4 separate regions of the Homo sapiens genome follow, and all the other regions are linked to region 4. A link is a loop called in an ENCODE intact Hi-C map of the cell type or tissue named here. Cell type or tissue: ovary. All regions are shown on one strand.

Region 1 (5,000 bases), 330 kb after region 4:
TTACTTGTATTTTTCCTTAATGGTTTCTTGATGTTGTGGTTTATGTCTAATTTCATTGCAATGCGAGCAGAGAACAAAGTCTGTGAAATATTAATACTTTGGAATTTTTTGAAACCTGCTTTGTGGTTTAGTAAATGGTCAATTTTTATAATATAATTCTTTTATTGTGGTAAAAGACATGTATTGGCTGGGGGTGGTGGCTCATGCCTGTAATCCCAGTACTTTGGGAGGCCGAGACAGGTGGATTGCTTGAGGTCAGGAGTTTGAGACCATCCTGGCTAACATGGGGAAACCCCGTCTCTACTAAAAATTAGCCGGGCGAGGTGGCACATGCCTGTAGTCCCAGCTACTCGGGAGGCTGAGGCAGGAGAATTGCTTGAACCCAGGAGGCGGAGGTTGCGGTGAGCGGAGATCATGCCGCTGCACTCCAGCCTGGGCGACAGAGAGAGACTCCGTCAAAAAAAAAAAAAAAGAAAGAAAGAAAGAAAGAAAGCCTGGCTGCTGGAAAATTGAAGTTTGAAGAAGCCTCAGCAACTCCCACATGTGGTGGCTAGTCCTAAAATACCAGTGATGGAGCCTCCAGCTTTCCTCTTCTGTGCACGCCAGGAACCCTTCTGTCAGATGCGTGCAAGATGGGAAGGGGCCGTCAAAGCACTGCCACTGAAGTTTCCTTCCCTTTAGGACTCAAAATGCCCACCGTCCTCCCCAAGAGAAGTTGTTCTCCAGCAGCTCTGATTCCTCAGCAGTAAAGGAATCAAAGTCTATCCCCGGGGGCAGTCTATTTTACTGAAATTAACCCCTGCAGTGTCTTGAAACTTGGCATCATTGGGGACTGATCAAAAGACAATAACTCTCTTCAGGGTAAACTTAGACTGTAAAACTTCAGAGGATTTTTTTTTTGAGACGGTGTTCACTCTGTCACTAGGCTGGAGTGCAATGGCATGGTCTCAGCTCACTGCAACCTCCGCCTCCTGGGTTCCATCGATTCTCCCACCTCAGCCTCCTGAGTAGCTGGGACTACAGGCGTGTGCCACCACGGCTGGCTAATTTTTGTATTTTTAGTAGAGACGGGGTTTCACTATGTTGGCCAGGCTGGTCTGGAACTCCTGACCTCGTGATCCGCCCGTCTCAGCCTCCCAAAGTGCTGAGATTACAGGCATGAGCCACTGCGCCCGGCCCAGAGGATATTTTAAAATCAAGAATTCCAGTAAAATGAGGCATAGTGGCTCACGCCTGTAATCCCAACACTTTGGGAGGCCAAGGCGGGAGGATCGCTTGAGCATGGGAGTTCTAGACCAGCTTGGGCAACATAGGGAGACCCTGTCTCTACTATAAAATTGAAAAATTAGCTGGGAGTGATGGTGCATGCCTGTGGTCCCAGCTACTCTGGAAGCTGAGGCGGGAGGATCGACTGAGCCCAGAAGGTCGGGGCTGCAGTGAGAGGTGATTGCACCACTGCACTCCAGCCTGGGTAACAGTGGCAGACCCTGTATCCAAAAGAAAAAAAATTCCAATAAAGCAAGAGGCACTGAGCAGATGATGAAATTTAAATATGCATAATTGTAAGCAACTGTTTTCAGTGTGAAGCGATCTTTTTTCCCCCTCGAGGTGATAAATTAATGCAGAATGTGAAATCAGGAATTTTGGATATTGCATAAATGATTTCAATGAGAATTTGAGTTTCATGGCTAGAAATATTCCAAAAGGAAAAAAAATTTGAGTTTCTGCACTAAAGCTAATAGCTAAAGCTTTTTGTAAATGTGATGTCAAATGTGGGATTTTGATAGCAGTATAGGATATTGCTACTGAAATGCATCACAGTTGGAAAAATGTGTGCTTTATCAATTTGTTCAATAAAACTCACATAATCTGAAGTTATGTAAATCAATAGAAAGCTTCAACAGCTTTCTGGATAGCATTAAAATAATAAATTATACTTTCTTAACAGTTGCTTATTAATTTTACCTGGTTAGTCTCTGTTTTTCTTTTCCTAGAATTTCAGATTGGATTTTGGAAGTTTGGACTTAAATAGCTTTAAGGTAATGGACACTTGTTATTCAAAGGCTTCACAAAGTTGGTTATGTAGTTAAACTGAGCCTCTCTGTGTGTCTGCATGTAAATGCGTGTGTGTGTGTGTGTGTGTGTGTAAATCCCTAAATTAAAGCTTAAATTTTGACCCATGAGTCAAGAGGATTTCAGATAAAACCTCAAGAGCTCGTATTTATGTGAATATTTCTTGTTACTGCTATCTTTGTGTCTTTGTGCCCCACAGGCAAATAGTCTTTTTTTTTTTCTTTTTTTTTAGGCGGAGTCTCACTCTGTTACCCAGGCTGGAGTGCAGTGGCGCAATCTCCGCTCATTGCAGCCTCTTCCTCCTGGGTTCAAGCGATCCTCCCACCTCAGCCTCCCAGGTAGCTGGGATTACAGGTTTGCACCACCATACCCAGATAATTTTTTTGTATTTTTAGTGGAGACAGGGTTTCACCATGTTAGCCAGGCTGGTCTTCAACTCCTGACCTCAAGTGATCTGCCCACCTTGGCCTCCCAAAGTGCTGGGATTACAGGTGTGAGCCACCACGTCTGGCCAAAAGTCTTACAACTGATACTGAATTTCAAAAAATTCCTAACTGCGAGAATCATCTAGCAAACACCGGAAAAACTTAGTATAGCAATACAAACCATATTTAGTTGCTTAAAGAAGTCACATACTGTAAAAAGAGAAGCTTTTAGCTCATAAAAGGGAACCATATAAATTTGAAAAGGTAGATCCGACTTTAGCCAGGTGATCAAAGTCAACATCATCAGTAATAGGTCATTTTCATAGTATATACCCTTGATGCGACGTGAGGAAAACGGCACCTTGCTTTTATGGTCTTCCTTTTAAAAACTCTTAACACCAGCCTAACCATTTAGAAAAACAACAGACAAATTCCAGTAGAGAGTATTCTATAAAATCTCTGAACAATATTTCTCAAAACTTGTCAAGGTCATCAAAAACAAGGGAAGTCTGAGAAACTGTCACAGTCCACAGAGCCTCAGGAGACATGACAACTAAATGTAATGTGGTGTCCTGGAGGAGATCCTGGATCAGAAAAGGGACATTCGATAAAAACTTAGGAAATCTGAATAGGCATGGACTTTAATTAATGATAATGTATCAGTGTTGGCTCACTGATTTTAACATGCTAATGTAGGATGTTAGTAATAGGGGAGGCCGGGTGTGGAGTAGATGGAAACTCCGCACTATCTGTGCAGCTGTAAATCAGACTTTTCTAAAAAATAGTCAATTTAAAAAAAGCTACACAGGGATAGAATGTGTTGCTTTAAATGTAAGGAAACCTTAAAATACAAAGGATCTAATTTATTTAAACATTTTTAAAGGAGGCAGAACTCACTGGGCTAGAAGTGATATATACACACATTGCACTAATAACTGTGCATTCAGTTATTGTAGATGACCAGGTAGTGGTAAAGTGAAAATTAGGTGCACTGGAAATTTGAGATTGGAGTGGAGCTGGTAAGCAGACCTTCCTTGCACCCTCTAGGAGTTGACTTGTCATCAAGAAAAGACTTGAGGCCAGGCGTGGTGGGTCACACCTGTAATCCTAGCACTTTGGGAGACTGGTGGATAGCCTGAGCCCAGGAGTTTGAGACCAGCCTGGGCAACATAGGGAAACCCAGTCTCTACAAAAAATACAAAAATTAGCCAGGTGCAGTGGTGCACACCTGTGATCCCAGGTACTCTAGAGGCTGAGGTGGTAGGATTACCTGAGCCTGGAGGTCGAGGCCACAGTGAGCTGTAATTGCATCACTGCACTCCAGTCTGGGTGACAGAGCAAGACTCTGTCTCAAAAAATAAATAAATAAAATAAAAAAGAAAAGACTCAAAGCTAAAGCCCAGTGAGAGCTTATAACTGGCAGGAGGTATAGAATTAAGAAAATAAAAGTTTTTAAAGAACCAAGCCCATAGTGTCAAAATTTTTGTATTAATTGGAAATCTGGGCATATTTGGTATTTTATTTATTTCTATGAGAACTTTTTGGGCTATTAAAGTGAGCATCTCATAATTAACTTAAAATGTGTAACTTGGCCAAGCGCAGTGGTGCACACCTGTAATCCCAGCACTTTGGGAGGCTGAGGCGGGCAGATCACGCGGTCAGGAGTTCAAGACCAGCCTGGACAACATGGTGAAACCTCATCTCAACTGAAAATACAAAAACTAGCTGGGCGTGGTGGTAGGTGCCTGTAATCCCAGCTACTTGGGAGGTTGAGGCAGGAGAATTGCTTGAACCCAGGAGGCGGAGGTTGCAGTGAGCCGAGATCCTCCACTGCACTCCAGCCTGGATGACAGACAGAGCAAGACTCTGTCTCAAAAAAAAAAAAAAAAAAAAAAAAAAAAGTGTAACTTAAAACTTCTAATTTTAGGTTGAAATATTGTTTATTCTTAGCATCAAAACAACTAATAAAGTGTGAAACTCAGTATATTTATAAGTTTAATTTATTAGATTGGTAATAATTATTTGGTACTTAGGAAAGGTATTTAAAAGGGAAATCAAATTTTAAATGTAGTTGAAAATGTTGTAAGGTGTTCAAGTTCATAAATGGAATCAAAGTCACCTTAAAAGCAAATGATAGAATTTGGTAGGGTTACAGCTTCTAATGGAACAATGAGGTCTACGAGGCAAACTGAAAAAGCTTAGAAAAGCATTTGCAGGCCTTCCCCACCCTGTGGCATCCCCGGCTACTGAGACTCATCAAGCCTCCAAGAGCTGTGTGAAGACGCTGGGCTTGTCATGCAAACCCCTAAGTCACCACCCACTGTGGAAGGACCCATCTTCCGCATCTCTTACAATGCCATGTCTTGTCTTTCAGCAATGGAAAAATTTTTAACTCCTGGACAGGCACAGTAATAGCCCAATGAATGTATAGGTATACAGAAAGTGACCATGTAATTTATTATACAAACCAGGACATGTTTGACAGTGAAAGTGGACACTGTT
Region 2 (5,000 bases), 180 kb after region 4:
GGCAGGTGACCCCATCCCCAGTAATATTAATCATCACTAGAACTTTTTGAGAGCCTTGTACACATCAGGCATCATGCTGGGCATTTTATATATGATTTTATCCTCACAATAATTCTGTAGCCAAGCAGAATTGGTTCCATTTGACAGATGAAGAAATTGAGGCAGATTGCGTTAAGTGCTGTACCCTAAGGTGATATGCAGCTAATTAAATGGCAGATTTTAATCCAGGTCTGTCTCACTCTAAAGCCCTTTACATTATATGCTCTTTACATTATAAGGCCTTACCCACCCTATATTGGAGTTGGCCCCAATTCCAATATGTGTTCCAGATCGGACCTCCCTGAGGACAGCAACACTCTGTATCCTGGGTCACATTTGTGGCTGAGGCACGCCCTTAATTCCAAGGTGGGCTCCAAGGGTGAGACTTTCAGGCTCTGGGGCAGTCAGCGGGAGGAGGTATTTCTGGACAATGAAGACCCCATCAAATCACAGGCTGGTGGGCAGGGCAGAGGAGGCGCACCCCTGCCCCCCACTGGCCTGTCAGTTCAGCTCAGCGGTGTGGACTCCCAGCTTCTGAGCTGTGGGAATAGAGTCTGCACAACGCAGGGCCCCGAAGAGCTCTCACGGTTTCTTTGGCAGGTTCACTGGGTGTGGGGCACCGAGTGTCCTCCCCAGCCAGGGCAGAGCTGGTGGCAAGCCCAGGGCACTTCTCGCTGCTCTAGCCCAGGCAGCCCCTCCTCTGGGCCTGGGCGGAGAGGTTAATTTGGGGAATGGACACAAAGAGGGAGGATCGAAGAGTCAGAGCCTCAGGAATGCCCAGCCAGAGCAGTTCAGACATTGAGAGGAGAAGCTGGCTCTGAGGAAGATTTATTTGCTCTGAGGCTCTGCATCCCCCAGCCATCCCCCCAGAGCCTCTCCCTGTGGGGAACACAGGACACAGGCAGAGTCCTCCCCACAGCTTGCATCTGTCCCCTGAACAGGGCAACCTGGACGCCAGGCTGGATGGAGGGGAGAAGGCGATGCAGCCGCAATGGTAGTCTCCATGGTGTGTGAGGAGCCGGCACCTGCTCTCACACGATGCCATCAAAGCCCTGCAGGCCACACTTCTTGCCGGCCACCTGGCACCCGAATCTCAGTGCTTCCTGCACGCTCCTCCCTGGAGGAGGGGCAAGTAGCTAGGTCAGCCAGGTGTTTGGGGCAGGGACAGGTCCCAGTCCTTTTCCCCTCCTGCTGCCATACTCACCCTGGGAGAGGCTGAAGATGACGGAGGCATTGAAGGTGTCTCCAGCTCCCAGTGTATCCACCACGCGGGGTGGCGGGAAAGCATCCGAGTGGAGCAATTTGCCATCAGGGCCCAGGGCGTCGGCGCCCTCCTCAGCCCAGGCACAGACAAGCACAGCCCTGCAAGACGGCTCCACTCAGCTGGGTGTTAGCCCACCCCGTCCCCCCAGCCATCCTCCCAGCTCCAGGGCGGACTCCTGGAGTCCAGGCTCATCCTGTACCTTCTAAAGCCCCTTCCTGGCTTCCCCGGCTCACCCTTTCCTCACACGACCATACAAGCCCCTCAAGGCTTCCTCTGCTGACTGGAACCCCAAGTGCTTGGCCACATCTTTGCTGACAAACACCTGTGGGCAGTGGAAGAGAAGCTGGTGGTCACTTCTAACTCGTCATTCACCAACAGCAGCCTAGCGTTGCCCCCATTACAACACGACTCCCCCAACATGTCCACATAGATCCCCAACGTAGCATCTCACTGTCCCACGGGAACGTGGTTTTCTTTTTTCTTTATTTTTTGTGAAGATGGTCTCCCTGAGGCTGGTCTTGAACTCCTGGCCCCATATGATCTTCCTGCCTCAGCCTCCCAAAATTTCTGGGATTACAGGTGTGAGTCACTGCACCTGGCCAGAAGCATATTTTTATCGATGCTTATATATAATAGAATACAGCCTTGTAAATTGTAAAACAAAAGGCCTGGTCCGTTTGTTCTCTGATCAATGGATTGAAAACCCACAGAAAGCCTTGAGCGCCACCTTGGGGTGGAATCTACCACCGCCATGCTGGCTCCCTGGAGCAGTTTTGCTGGTTTTTCCCACAACTATGTCCTCTAGGTATGGTTTCTTCATCTGGAAAACAAAGAGGCTCCCTCAACACTACCTACACTTTAGAATCTCCAGAGAAAGTTTTGGTAAAAACAAAAAACAAAACACCGAAGCCTTGGCTCTACCCCTGCCAATCAAAAACAAGATGGTGGGGCTCAGGCACTGCAATCCTCCTGCCTCAGCCTCCTGAGTAGCTGGGACTATGGGTGCACACCACCATGCCAGGAATTTTTTTTTTTTTTTTTTGTATAGAGACAGGGTCTTGCAATCTTGAATGACTGGCTGAAGTGATCCTCCTGCATTGGCCTCCCAAGGTGCTGGGATTACAGGTATGAGTCACTGCTCTTGGCCTAATTTATTTTCATAGAGACAGGGGTCTTGCTATGTTGTCCAGGCTGGTCTTGGACTCCTGGCATCAAGCAATCCTCCTACCTCAGCTTCCCAAAGCTCTGGGATTACAAGTGTGAGCCACTACACTTGGCCTGCATTCATCTTTTTTAATATGCAGCCAAGGTTGAGGACAAGTCACAAGGTTGAGGACCTTGGCTGGATGGTCTCCAACCAACTTCTGCTATGATGCTGGGATTACTTCCCAAATTCCATTTACATCCAGCCTTTTCAAAAAGAGACTCATGCAAGTCTCCTTCCCACCCTTCCCTCACCCTAGCAGCCCCCACAACCTGCCAGACACCCCTGAGTTGGAAGAAACCTCAGAGAACAGTTGTGTGCCCTCATTCTGCAGAGGAAAAGACTGGGGAGCCCCAGAGAGGAGATGCTTCCACACAGGCTTGCCCTGTGGCTGTTTAAGCCCTACCCAAGCCCTCTGGGCATTCTTACACCTATGCACCCACCTGGGGTGGAGACATTCTACTCCTTGCTCACTGCTGAGGCCTGCACTGGAGCCCAAGGCTAGGGGTCTACTTCTTTGCTTTAACCCCCATCCCCCATCTTCAAACACCACCAAACCAGGAACCACTATTCCAATTGTGGTAGGCAGGATAAAAGGATTCTGGCTCCCTTTAAGAACCAAATTAGCTGGAAGTGGCAAAGAGAGGCTGAATGGGGCACCCACCACGTCTCCGTAGCCAAACAGCTGGAAGAGCTCCTCTCGTGGCTTCTCCACCTCCACGGACACCCGGATCTTCTGCTCTGGAGGCTGCCTGGTGTTGTGTGCGTCTATCCGCTGCAGCATCTTCACCTGCTCCGATGCGTTCCGGCCCTGGTACAGGACAGGGCAGCTCAGGACCGCTGGGCACTGCCTGGCCAATCTGCCTCATTCTTCCTGCCCCGCTGAAACTCTGGGTGAGGAGGGAGAGGGCCTCGGGGAGGCTGGGCTAGAACCCCATCCTAAATTACAACATTCAGAGCTGTCGTGGACTTTGAAGACCTTATCAACCAGCTACTCCATTCCACAGATGAGAAGACTAAAGAATAAAAGATACTGTGAAAGACCTACCATAGGTTAAATGATGGAGCTAGAACTCAGGACTTCTCAGGATTTCCTTCCACCCAGACTCCAAAACCTCTCTTGGAGTAAAGGCTCTAGTTCCCTTTATTTGGGAGCTGAGTCAGGCCCTGTCCTTCCTGCTTCCCCAGAGGTAATGGGTCAGGCCCTAAGCAGTCAGACATCCGCCAGAGGCAGAGTTGGAGGCAATGGGGCAGCCCGTAGCACAGAAAGCACAGGACTTTGCCTGGAGCCAGCTGTGCTTACGTTCTGCTGTGTGACCTTGAGTAAGTCATCTAATCTTTCTGGGCCTTAGTTTTCTCACCTGAAGACATAAGGAAAGATGGAGAGAGAATGAGGGGGTTGGGTTCATTTATCTCTAAGGTACTTCATGATTCAAAGAAACCAAGGAGGCAGAACATGTGGAGGAGGCTGGCAGGTTGAGCCCCTTGAAACACAGGTAAGGCAGGGCTTACCTCAATGTGGATCCACTTGAACTGGGTCAGATCAACCTTCTCAAAGTCTGTAGCAGACACATCTGGCAGGCTCCTAGGTCACAGGATGGAAAAGACAGAGAAGAAGGAGCATGATGGGGTCAGGCAGAGCCAGGATCTCTAACTGGCAGCTGTGGACCCTGTGCCTGCACTGCTGGCAGCATGACAGGAAGCTGGATCCACAGCACAGGATTCTCAGGCTCAGCTCCAGGGTTGTCCCTGTTACAGTCTGCTGGGGTGCCCTTTCCTGAGTTTGAGGTTGTGATTAAATTATCTCGGTAAACTGAACTGCAACACATGTCAACTGGCAAGGTCTGTGTGCCTTGGAGACTGCATCTCCCAGAATGCACTGAGAGCGCCAAGCCTACACTTCCCAGAATCCCTTGCAGCAGCACACGGCTCCCACAGGCAGAGCCCTGGGAAAGTATAAAGCCCGCGACCCCCTGCCTGGGCTGTCTGGTCCCCCTCACTTCTGGCGCCCCAGCGTTGGGGTTTACCTATGGCACCCCTGTCCTGCGTTTAATAGCTCCCCGTTGCAACCCTGAGGTCAAGGTAGCACTTGAGGAAGAGTTTGTGTTTGGCCGGTTTAGGAAAGGGGACTCCCGATAGAGGTCTGCCTTGACCCTCCTGAGCCAGAGACCTCAACTCAGCCAAAGTCCCCGCTCCACGTTCTGTAGCCGAGTCCTTCCACTTAACTATAGCTGTGTGATCTGCCCGGGCCTTTGGGAGGCAACTTCCACATTGATAAATGGGGCTGAAACCCCCAGCCCCCTTGCAGCCTGCTGCAGTTGCAGGTAATGTGTGTGAATGTGCCTGGACTGAGGCCAGTGGGCAAGAAACATTTCTCCTCAGAGCTCCTCTCCTGTAAATAGCTATGTTGTGTCCTTGATCAGGGTTACTACGGATTGTTGCTTAACAAGCATTTGACTAGGATTGCCCAATGCGAAGGTCACCTGTAGCACA
Region 3 (5,000 bases), 320 kb after region 4:
AGTAAATACCTTGGAGAGTTAATATAAGGATTAAATGAGATCATGTTTATTAGATACTTAGGGCAATGGTGTGGGCATTCAATACATGGTATTAGCTATTATTTCTATTTAAAAGTGAAGTGTGGGCCAGGTGCAGCAGCTTACGCCTGTAATCCCAGCATTTTGGGAGGCTGAGATTGGAGGATCGCTTGAGGTCAGGAGTTTAAGACCAACCTGTTCAACACAGTGAGACCCCATCTCAAATAATAATAATAATAATATAATAAAATAAAAGTGAAGTGTTACATTCATTGTAGACAGTCTCCCAAAGGAGGTAAAGTTAATTGTTACCATGGCTGACACTTTTAGTTGTCTCTTTCTCATGATAATTATATATTATTATTATTATTATTATTATTATTATTTGAGACAGAGTCTCATTCTGTCGCTCAGGATGGAGTGCAATGGCACCATCTCAGCTCACTGCAACCTCCGCCTCCTAGCTTCAAGCGATTCTCCTGCCTCAGCCTCCTTAGTAGCTGGGATTACAGGCGCATGCCACCATGCCCGGCTTTTTTGTATTTTTACAAAAATAGTAGAGACGGGGTTTCACCATGTTAGTCAGGCTGGTCTCGAACTCCTGGCTTCAGGTGATCTGCCCTCCTTGGCCTCTCAAAGTGCGGGATTACAGGCGTGAGCCACCGTGCCTGGCCTGGTAGTTATTTTATAAAACTAGCATATATTCAGATCCTATGGCAGCCAGGCATGAGATACATACAATTTCTTATAACCTCCTTGGTCACCTTCTGAGGTTAGTATTATTCCTTCCTTTTTTTATTTTTTGAGATGGAGTCTTGCTCTGTTGCCCAGGCTAGAGTGCAGTGGTGCGATCTCGGCTCACTGCAACCTCTGCCTCCTGGGTTCAAGCTATTCTCCTGCCTCAAACTCCCGAGTAGCTGGGATTACAGGCGCCCACCACCACACCCGGCTAATTTTTGTATTTTTTTGTAGAGAAGAGGTTTCACCATATTGGCCAGGCTGGTCTTGAACACCTGACCTCAGGTGATCCACCTGCCTCGGCCTCCCAAAGTGCTGGGATTACAGGTGTGAGCCACCACGCCCAGCCAGAGGTTGGTATTATTCTTATTTCCACACATAAACAACAGAGGCCCAGAGAGGTTAATAACTTACCTAAGATAACACAGCTAGTGAACATCAGAAGTGGAGCTTGAACTTAAAGTCAACACCAAAATCCAGACTTCTTCCACTATCCCATGCTTCCTACATTTTCTTGTGTGTCAACATGTCTTTTTTCAAACTCACCTCTAAATGCAGGAGCTACACTTGCTTCCTGTTGTCATGTCTCACACATGCCTGGTAGATGTTCTATAAGCATGGATTAGACAGAAGGTGGAGAACTCCTGTAAATAAACCTAAACTAGAATTGCCACATAAAGACAAGACACTTTAGTTAAATTTGAATTTCAAAAAAACAAAAAATAATTTTTAGCATAAGTATGACACAGACATTATTCGGACATAAACTAAAAAATTATTTTTTATCTGAAATTTACATTTAACTGGGCATTCTGTTTTTTTTGTTTTGTTTTGTTTTTTTTTTATGGGATGGAATCTTGCTCAGTCGCCCAGGCTGGAGTGCAGTGGCACGATCTCGGCTCACTGCAAGCTCCGCCTCCCGGGTTCACGCCATTCTCCTGCCTCAGTCTCCCGAGTAGCTGGGACTACAGGCGCCCGCCACCACGCCCAGCTAATTTTTTGTATTTTTAGTAGAGACGGGGTTTCACCGTGTTAGCCAGGATGGTCTCCATCTCCTGACCTTGTGATCCGCCCGCCTCGGCCTCCCAAAGTGCTGGGATTACAGGCGTGAGCCACCGCGCCTGGCCCGGCATTCTGTGTTTGTATTTGCTGTATCTGGCAACCTTATCCTAAATTCTGAGATTGGTCTTGAAAGGGACAGCTTCCTCCAGGGAGCTCCAGACGGGAGAAGGCTGCTATGGCCACTCACTCGCACTCGAGGCAGAGGAGCCTGAGCTGCTCTGGGGGCAGGGATTGGGGCCTGGTAACCTGGACACACCTGCCATTCCTTCAGCTTTATCTGTTCACATCGTAAGCCAAAGCAGCGACCACTGATGAGCTGAAAGCGCCATCTGGAGGCCTTTACAGGTAGTACAGTGGCCACGGGCCATCCCACAAGATCCAGGACTTGGGGAGCAGAGAAATGCCAAACCAGACAGAGACCACGCAGAAGAGGAAGCCAGCCTGGAGGTGGCCAGGGGCAGGGGAAGATGGATCTTCCTGGCATTTTCGGTTTTCAGCAGCTGCTGCTCTGGCCGCCTGGGGGTGAAGTCACTCTCCACAGGAGGTTACTGGCTAGGGCTTCACGTTCCTGGAATCCTCTGCCTCTCCAGCTGTTCCCAGCTCTTCCCCAGGCTGGAATTCATGGCCTTAGGAGAAGCACCATAACCTGGGTTGGCTGAGGGTATTAGGGCTCATGCTTGAGGGTAGTTTTAAAAATCTTCACCCTCCGTCCTCAGAGGCTCATCAGTCATGATTATCTTCCAAGACAGAACAGTCTTTAATCCCATGGGCCAATAGTTACAGGGAATTTCAGCCCCACTCCAACCTTAAATCAGTAACACATACGTGTATAGCAAAGTACTTAGCATACAGTAGGCGTTTAATAAGCATTACTTCCCTTTTCCCTCTGGATTGAATGCCTCTCCTCCTCACCTCCATCTCATCTTCCCAGGCTCTTTGTATGTGATATGAAAGGCTACCCTTAGCATCTCCTTCTTCCTCAGTCTGGGGGCACAGGCACTGAGGACAGTCGCTCCTGGTGAACTGACCTCCCAAGCGGGCATGGCCTGCCACATCCCCAATCCTTTCGGAGCAGCAGAAGGCCAGATTCTCAGCATCTCTGTCAGCTCAGGGTTCAGATCCCGGGTCTGACTGTGGAGAGATGAACAGAAAGGCTGTGGCAGGTAATCCAGAAAAACAAAACGATGAAATAAATTTAAGGGACGCAACAATGAGTGTGGAAGGGAGGCAAAAAAGATTGAGAGGTTGGGAAGTAGACGTCTGGAGGGAAGATGTGTCCAAGACAGTTAATCCCCAAAGTCGCTCCTTTCACTCACTCTCAGGAAACTCACCTCACAGCCCCCGAAACGCCTTGCTCTGTGGGGGAAGAGGCTGTCTGAGGGCCGGGGAGGATCCCAGGCTCTTGGAGAACCCAGGCAAGGGCAGCAGTTCTGCTTGCTGCTCAGCGAGGGCCTGCGTCGGTCACCTAACAGGCTGGCTGGGATTCTTGACTGTCCTGGATGTAACGCGCTACGGAGGGAAGGTGCCCCAGCTGCTCTCCGGAAGTCCTGAGGGGACTCCTGGGCACATGCTGAGTTCATCAGCTGCTCAGGTTATCAAGAGCTAGCGGGGCATTGTCTTTGCTTCTGCAAAGCCCCTTTGGTCCTTTCCTCTGCATGGGTGAGCACTCTCTCTGGGCACCTTCAGTCAGAAAACTCCATTCTGGAGGGTTGGTGCCACATTTTAAGATAAGGATGGTGGCCGGGAGCGGTGGCTCACACCCGTAATCCCAGCACTTTGGGAGGCTGAGGTGGGCGGATCACTTGAAGCCATGTGTTCGAGACCAGCCTGGCCAACACGGTGAAATCTCGTCTCTACTAAAAACACAAAAATTAGCTGGGCACAGTGGTAGGTGCCTGTAATCCCAGCTACTCAGGAGGTTGAGGCAGGAGAATCGCTTGAAGCCAGGAGTCGAAGGTTGCAGTGAGCCCAGATTGTGCCACTGCACTCCAGCCTGGGGGACAGAATGAGATTCCATCTCAAAAAAAAAAAAAGCAAGTTCTTAGGCCCCACATCAAAACTACTGAATCAGAAACTTTGGTGTGGCGCTTAGCAAGCTGGGCTTAAACAAGTCCTCCAGGTGATTCTGATTCATGCTAAACTCTGAGAACAACCCTGAAAGCATGAATGTAGTGGGCAGAAGTAAAGACTGCAATAATGTGTGAAATTGGAAGAGCTGTTTATGAATAAGATTGTTCTGTGTGCCTTCATAGGAAGAGTTAGGATAAAGGGGCACAAGCTGAAGATAGATAATTTAGTTTCAGTTAAGGAAATGATACTGAATAAATAGAACTTGCGGGGAGTGTGATATATGCCTGCTGAAGGCACGCCGTCACTGGGCTAAACATCCTGCGTCCTGAGTTAGATGATTGGTTAGGGATGTGGTAGAAATTTCTGCAGAGGTTTAATTAGATGTGTGCAAGAAATCTGCAAACTCAGAAAAGCCATGATTTCATTCTTCTTGCAAATCTTTTCTTCTTCAGCTCTTTATCAAGAGCCAGGGCAAACTTTTGGTTGTTCTGCCATTCCCAAGAACCTCTTTCAGCTGAGCATTTATAGCTTTTTGTTACAAACAGGCAAATACTGAGGGCAGGTGGCTATTCTAGCCTGCTGGGCAGGATTTTCTCAGGACTGTTCCATTCTGGACCAGCTGTGCAGCAGCTTAGAGAACAACTTCCTCTACCACCATTCTGGAACTTCCTTATTTTCTTGCTTATGCTGAATGTCCTATTTCCTTCATCCCATGTCTTGTTTTTTTTTTTTTTTTGAGACAGGGTCTCGCTCTGTGTCACCCAGGCTGGAGTGAGTGGCAGGATCTCAGCTCACTGCAGCCTCTGCCTCCCAGGCTCAAGCGATCCTCGTGCCTCAGCCTCCCAAGTAGCTGGGACTACAGGCACATGCCACCACTTCCAGCTAAGTTTTGTATTTTTAGTAGAGACGGGGTTTTACCATGTTGGCCAGGCTGGTCTTGAACTCCTGACCTCAAGTGACCCACCTGCCTCGGCCTCCCAAAGTGTTGGGATTATAGGCGTGAGCCACCGTGCCTGGCCCATGTCTTTTTATTATTCATTTTGGTGGAGCACACTCTCAAATGGACTCTCTAATAGGTTCCAAGGAAGGTCAATCTTTTCAATCTTGCATGT
Region 4 (5,000 bases):
CACAACAGCCACCACCCACCTCAGAGAGCACTCTATCCATCACCTTCTGGGGTCTCAGCTCTGACCTGATCAGTCCCCCACAGGTCTGCATTGCTTTACCTGGCCCTGCCCCGTCCCTGGCACCCACCTGGAAGACGTCGTTGGCACATTTGCGGCACAGGTTGTGTTGGCAGGGCAGGATCACCACTGGTTTGGAGAACATCTCCAGGCAGATGGGGCAGATGAGCTGCTTCTCCAGGTTGTCCATGCTGTGTGCATCCCCTAGCAGCGGCTTGAAACCCACTGTGAAGTTCATCCCCTCGGTGGTCGTGCCTGGCCTGGGCCCTGCTCCTGGCCTTCACTCACTGCCTGTAGACCCTTCCTCGCTTAGATGGCCTCTGGATTCCCTTCTGTGGCTCACTCTTGAAATAGCTCTGCTTTCTCTCCTGTCCCTTTAACAACTTGTCTCGTCCCAGATAGCAGTCTTCGGACAGTCTCTACTTTCTGCTCTGCACCCTCGCCAGGCTCACGTAGTTTTAGCTATCCCTCTCTCTCTGTAAAATTCTCCTTTTGTTTCCCAAATGACTCTCTCTTGTTCACTCTGTGGGTAGCACTGTTTGTCCCTTACTCCCCAGAGAGCAGATTAATTTTACTGTGGGGGTTGGGAGACAAGGGGCATCTGCATGACATTCCAATTCCCAATTTAGCTCATGTAAGGCGAGCCACAGCTGTCATGGAGTGAGTGACCCTGACTCACTCAGGAATGGGTGACTCCCTTGAGCAAGGGCAGGGGTGAGTGCCACTGCTTACAGTGAAAGGTGGGTCAGCAAAGGTGCTGCCCTCTCACTCTGAAGGCTCCTCTCAGCCCGGGACCCCTGTTCTGGCTTGGGCCCTTCTTCCAGGACAGTGACACAGAATCTAAATCTGCCTGTGTGAGAGGCACCCATACATAGCTCAGGGTGGGAGGAAAGATCTTGCCAGACTTAGAGTCAGTAGCGGTTGCCTCCTCCACAGGCTCAGCCAGTGACCCTGGTCCTCCTCCTCAAGACTGTGTGATTCAGAACAGCAGCTCCAGGGACTACATCAAGCCTCTTGTCCAACACCTCTGGCTCATTTTTGTTCTTCCCTGGCCTTTTCTTATATCACCCTAGGAAAAGAAGCTCAAGAGGCTAGAAATGACTGTTGTGCCAAGGCCTGGACCTACCTATGAGCATGCCCCCGAGGAAATGTGGGATTCTGGTCCGTGAACACATCCCTGGAGCCACTCCAAGGACTCAAATTTGTTAGGAAATTGGGAGAAGGTGAGCTGGGCAGAAAGGACCTGAATGCCAGGGACCTATTTTGGGCACCCAGGGAATCAATCTCCAGGGAAATTTTAGAGCACTGACAAAGTCATAATCACAAGGCTCCGGGAAGCCTCTGACCCAGCTCCACAGTTGTCCAGGACTCCTACTCTCCAAGCCAGGCTTGCCCCACTTGTGAGCACTGGTCTTCTTTTTCTCCTACAAGTCTTCTCCACTTGATCTTAGGCAAAAGGCCAAGAAGCAATTTCTTTAGGCCTTTTTTCTCTACCCCAGACACAATTTGTCTTTTTTGGGCATAATATATGCCTTGGGATTGGATGAAAGCTCTTTTATTTACTGACATTCTTTAGCCTTTCTCCTAGTCCAGGGAGAGAAGTTTGAGGAATTAGTAGGCTGTGACCCTGAGTGGGTGGGAAATACACGGTGTGAGGAGGATACGAAACAGCAGCACAAAGAGGCAAGAGTGGGAAAAGAGTCCAGAAAGTACAATCTTTTCCAGATCACATATTTCATGCCCCTATTTTTAAGAACAAATTATATGTCAATTGGCCTGCATAATATGTGAAAAGGATGGAGGCAAGCTGGCACTGATGTTTGAACTTCAGTTAACCTACAGGACCAAGGCTAATGCATGCTGTGCTGGTAGCTGAAGTCCAAGGATAATCTAAAGATGGAATGACTACCCCTAAGCCTCAAATGCACTCGCAGTTTTCCTGAGTTGACTCATAGTGGCATGGAATGAGGCTGGCAATGCCAATGGCCGTGGGCACCAGAAGATGAAACCAACTCCATACAGGCGTTATTGGCTTAGGAATGAGGCTGATGCTAGGGGTTCTTGGTACACAGAGTTGCAACAAGGGAGAATTAATGGGTGCAGCAGCTCCAGGGACAGGATCCACCCTGCTCAGTTATCAGGCTCTTGGTGGTGATATCGCAAGGGGCTCAGGGATCCTACCAGCTGGCATTGGTTCCAATAACAAGGCAGACACAGGAAAAAGACTCTTCAGGAAAAATCTGCCACCACTGCCTGAGACCTCATAAGGGGAGGGAGGGGAGGGCTGCTTTCTGACGGAGTAAAATTGGGACTGCAACTGAAAGGAAGAGTAGCTGGGCAACCCCATACAGAGTTGTGGTACCAAGGGTAGAGGTGATGTCCTTACTGGGATCAACGTCATCAGTGCTTCTGAAGAGATTCTTGAGATCCTTATAAGAAGAGGGGTCAAATCAGGGTCAATGTCAGGACAGGGCTACTTGCTCCTCTCTTCAATGTGTCCAGGGGACTGGGCAGCAGAAGGCACCCTCACTGGGTCAGCACCTAGTGGCGGAAGAAGGTGGCGCTTTATTAATCAGAAGGAATAATTACCTAGAACTTAAAGCAAACCCCTACATGTAAGGATATAAACACATAGTCCATACTATAAGGATGTAAACTTTCTACTAATGACTCATCTGACGTTAGCTTACATGCTTTTCTTATCTGATAACTGTTGCTGCCTTTCGGTTTACATACCTCATCCTTCTTCATCTCTTAAAAATCATCTTCGCTATTTTCCTCGCTTCTAAAATCACATTTGGCTCCTATGATGGAATTATATATATGTTTACATATACAAACGTTTAGTAACTTTTCGTAGTGTACTGATGAGAAAACCGTTACCTTGCAGTTACTCATTAGCATCACCAGGTGGCGCTGGTGTCAAGTTCAATCAGCTTATAAAAGTTCATTTGGGGGGGAATGATCTCAGACTTTCCTTTTCTTTTCTTCCTCTTCCTCTTCCCCTCCCCCTCCTCCTCCTTTCCTTCTTCTTCTTCTTCTTTTTTGATACAGGGTCTCACTCTGTCACCCAGGCTGGAGTGCAGTGGCATGATCACAGCTCACTGTAACCTCAACCTCCCAGACTCAAATAATCCTCCCACCTCAGCCTCCCCTGTAGCTGAGACTACAGGTGTGCACTGCCATGACCGGCTGACTTCTGTATTTTTTTTTTTTTTTTTGTAGATACTGGGTTTCATGATGTTGCTGAGGCTGGTCTCAAACTCCTGAGCTCAAGTGATCTGCCCACCTTGGCTCCCCAAAGTGCTGGGATTACAGGCACAAGCCACTGCAACTGGCCCTTTCCTTTGAGTAGATGGAAAAAATTGCATCCCGCCAGGCACAGTGGCTCATGCCTATAAACCCAACACTTTGGGAGGCCAAGGCAGGTGGATCACTTGAGGTCAGGAGTTGGAGACCAGACTGGCCAACATGGCGAAACCCTGACTCTACTAAAAATAAAAAATTAGCCAGCTAATTTTTTAGTAATCCCAGCTACTCAGGAGGCTGAGGCAGTAGAATCGCTTGAACCCGGGAGGCAGAGGTTGCAATGAGCTGAGATCGCACCACTGCACTCCATCCAGCCTGGGTGACAGACTGAGACTACATCTCAACACCACCACCACCAACAACAACAAAACAACAACAACAAAAATTGCATCCTCAAATCTGTCTTAACCTAACTGTCCTCTCTAGACATACTCTCCCACCCCATTCCTTAGCTTAACAGGAGCTGACACTACTACCTTCAAACTGTCAGTTTGTCGTGTGATGCACAGAAACATATTGATCTTTTTTTTTTCTTCACTTTGTCCCAGTGCCAGACTTGAAGACTTGAAATTGTCATATTTAGGGATTAACCTGCCATTTTCACAGGTCTTTCTCACCCTCAACCATTTCTTTCTTTCTTTTTTTTTTTTTTTTTTGAGATGGAGTCTCACTCTGTTGCCCAAGCTGGAGTGCAGTGGCATGATCTTGGCTCACGGAAACTTCCGTCTCCCGGGTTCAAGCAATTCTCCTGCCTCAGCCTCCTAAGTAGCTGGGGTTACAGGCGCCCGCCACCACACCTGGCTAATTTTTGTATTTTTAGTAGAGACAGGGTTTCACCATGTTGGTCAGGCTGGTCTCAAACTCCTGACCTCGTGATCCGCCCGCCTCGGCCTCCCAAAGTGCTGGGATTACAGGTTTGAGCCACCATGCCCAGCCTCTTTCTTTTCTTTTCTTTTTTTTTTTTTTTTTTTTTTTTTGAGATGGAGTCTTGCTCTGTCTCCCAGGCTGGAGTGCAGTGGCGCGATCTCAGCTCACTGCAACCTCTGCCTTCCGGGTTCAAGCGATTCTTCTGCCTCCTCAGCCTCCCAAGTAGCTGGGACTACAGGTGGGTGCCACCATGCCCAGCTAATTTTTGTATTTTTAGTAGAGACAGGGTTTTACCATGTTGGCCAGGCTTGTCTCCAACTCCTGACCTCAAGTGATCCACCCGCCTCACCCTCCCAAAGTGCTGGGATTACAGGCATGAGCCATTGTGCCCAACCCCAATCATTTCTTTCATTCCCAATCCAGACATTTCTTACCTCACAGTCCCTGCTTGCAGTTCTCACCTGACCTTGGAGGCTGACTCTGGACATTCTGCTGATATTTTCTCCCACTATCCTGCTCAGGTGGTGGTTTAAGTGCTCCACAGCAAAAACAGCAGCAACAACAGAAACAGCAACAAGTGAGCAGAGTACACAGGATGACAAGTGTCTAAAAGGTAGGCGAGAATGGCCTCAGTCCAGCAGTTTTCTATATGACTGCTCAAGCTTCCCTCCCTCAATCCTCCTGGCACCCAGAAAATGAGACAACAGAAGCATTTGTCATAAGGAAAGGAAGGTCACCCTTCTTTCCTTATTCTTAAAGGACCTGGA

What was found. Hi-C counts contacts between places; a loop is a spot of excess contacts. Peaks named below come from ENCODE experiments on the same cell type or tissue, not always from the same donor. Only the 100,000 strongest peaks of a DNase experiment are listed, where the experiment ranks them.
Region 1: a loop joins it to region 4, with 3 times the contacts of the local background. A loop is called at or near these places in 46 of 110 quality-filtered maps.
Region 2: it touches region 4 in a loop (5-fold over the local background); 89 of 110 quality-filtered maps call a loop at or near these places.
Region 3: it touches region 4 in a loop (2.3-fold over the local background); 45 of 110 quality-filtered maps call a loop at or near these places.

The regions. Positions count from the first base shown.
Region 1 is chr2:26,952,329-26,957,328 of GRCh38, reverse strand. It overlaps LOC124905979 (a long non-coding RNA gene), which reads left to right. Exons shown (of 3, transcript XR_007086251.1): 2 at 1,995-2,039. Among named protein-coding and RNA genes, the nearest start is that of MAPRE3, 16 kb to the left of the region's middle. In ovary, no CTCF peak of the experiment used is centred here; no DNase peak of the experiment used is centred here.
Region 2 is chr2:27,095,821-27,100,820 of GRCh38, reverse strand. KHK (ketohexokinase) reads right to left here. Exons shown (of 8, transcript NM_006488.3): 4 at 4,020-4,092; 5 at 3,172-3,318; 6 at 1,537-1,625; 7 at 1,244-1,401; 8 at 59-1,156. The coding sequence ends at 1,071. It overlaps CGREF1 (cell growth regulator with EF-hand domain 1), which reads left to right. Exons shown (of 6, transcript NM_006569.6): 6 at 1-227. Among named protein-coding and RNA genes, the nearest start is that of KHK, 12 kb to the right of the region's middle. RefSeq lists an enhancer at 938-1,781. In ovary, a CTCF peak has its summit at 2,021 (motif pointing left); DNase peaks (open chromatin) are centred at 550, 2,040, 3,734 and 4,410; H3K4me3 peaks cover 288 bases.
Region 3 is chr2:26,959,044-26,964,043 of GRCh38, reverse strand. The region is part of intron 1 of LOC124905979 (a long non-coding RNA gene); the gene reads left to right. Among named protein-coding and RNA genes, the nearest start is that of MAPRE3, 9.1 kb to the left of the region's middle. In ovary, a CTCF peak has its summit at 2,129 (motif pointing left); a DNase peak (open chromatin) is centred at 2,163.
Region 4 is chr2:27,278,027-27,283,026 of GRCh38, reverse strand. It overlaps DNAJC5G (DnaJ heat shock protein family (Hsp40) member C5 gamma), which reads right to left. Exons shown (of 7, transcript NM_173650.3): 5 at 4,695-4,839; 6 at 2,794-2,861; 7 at 1,528-2,598. The coding sequence ends at 2,812. It overlaps TRIM54 (tripartite motif containing 54), which reads right to left and starts at 598. Exons shown (of 9, transcript NM_187841.3): 1 at 128-598. The coding sequence starts at 295. In ovary, a CTCF peak has its summit at 2,956 (motif pointing right); a DNase peak (open chromatin) is centred at 2,971.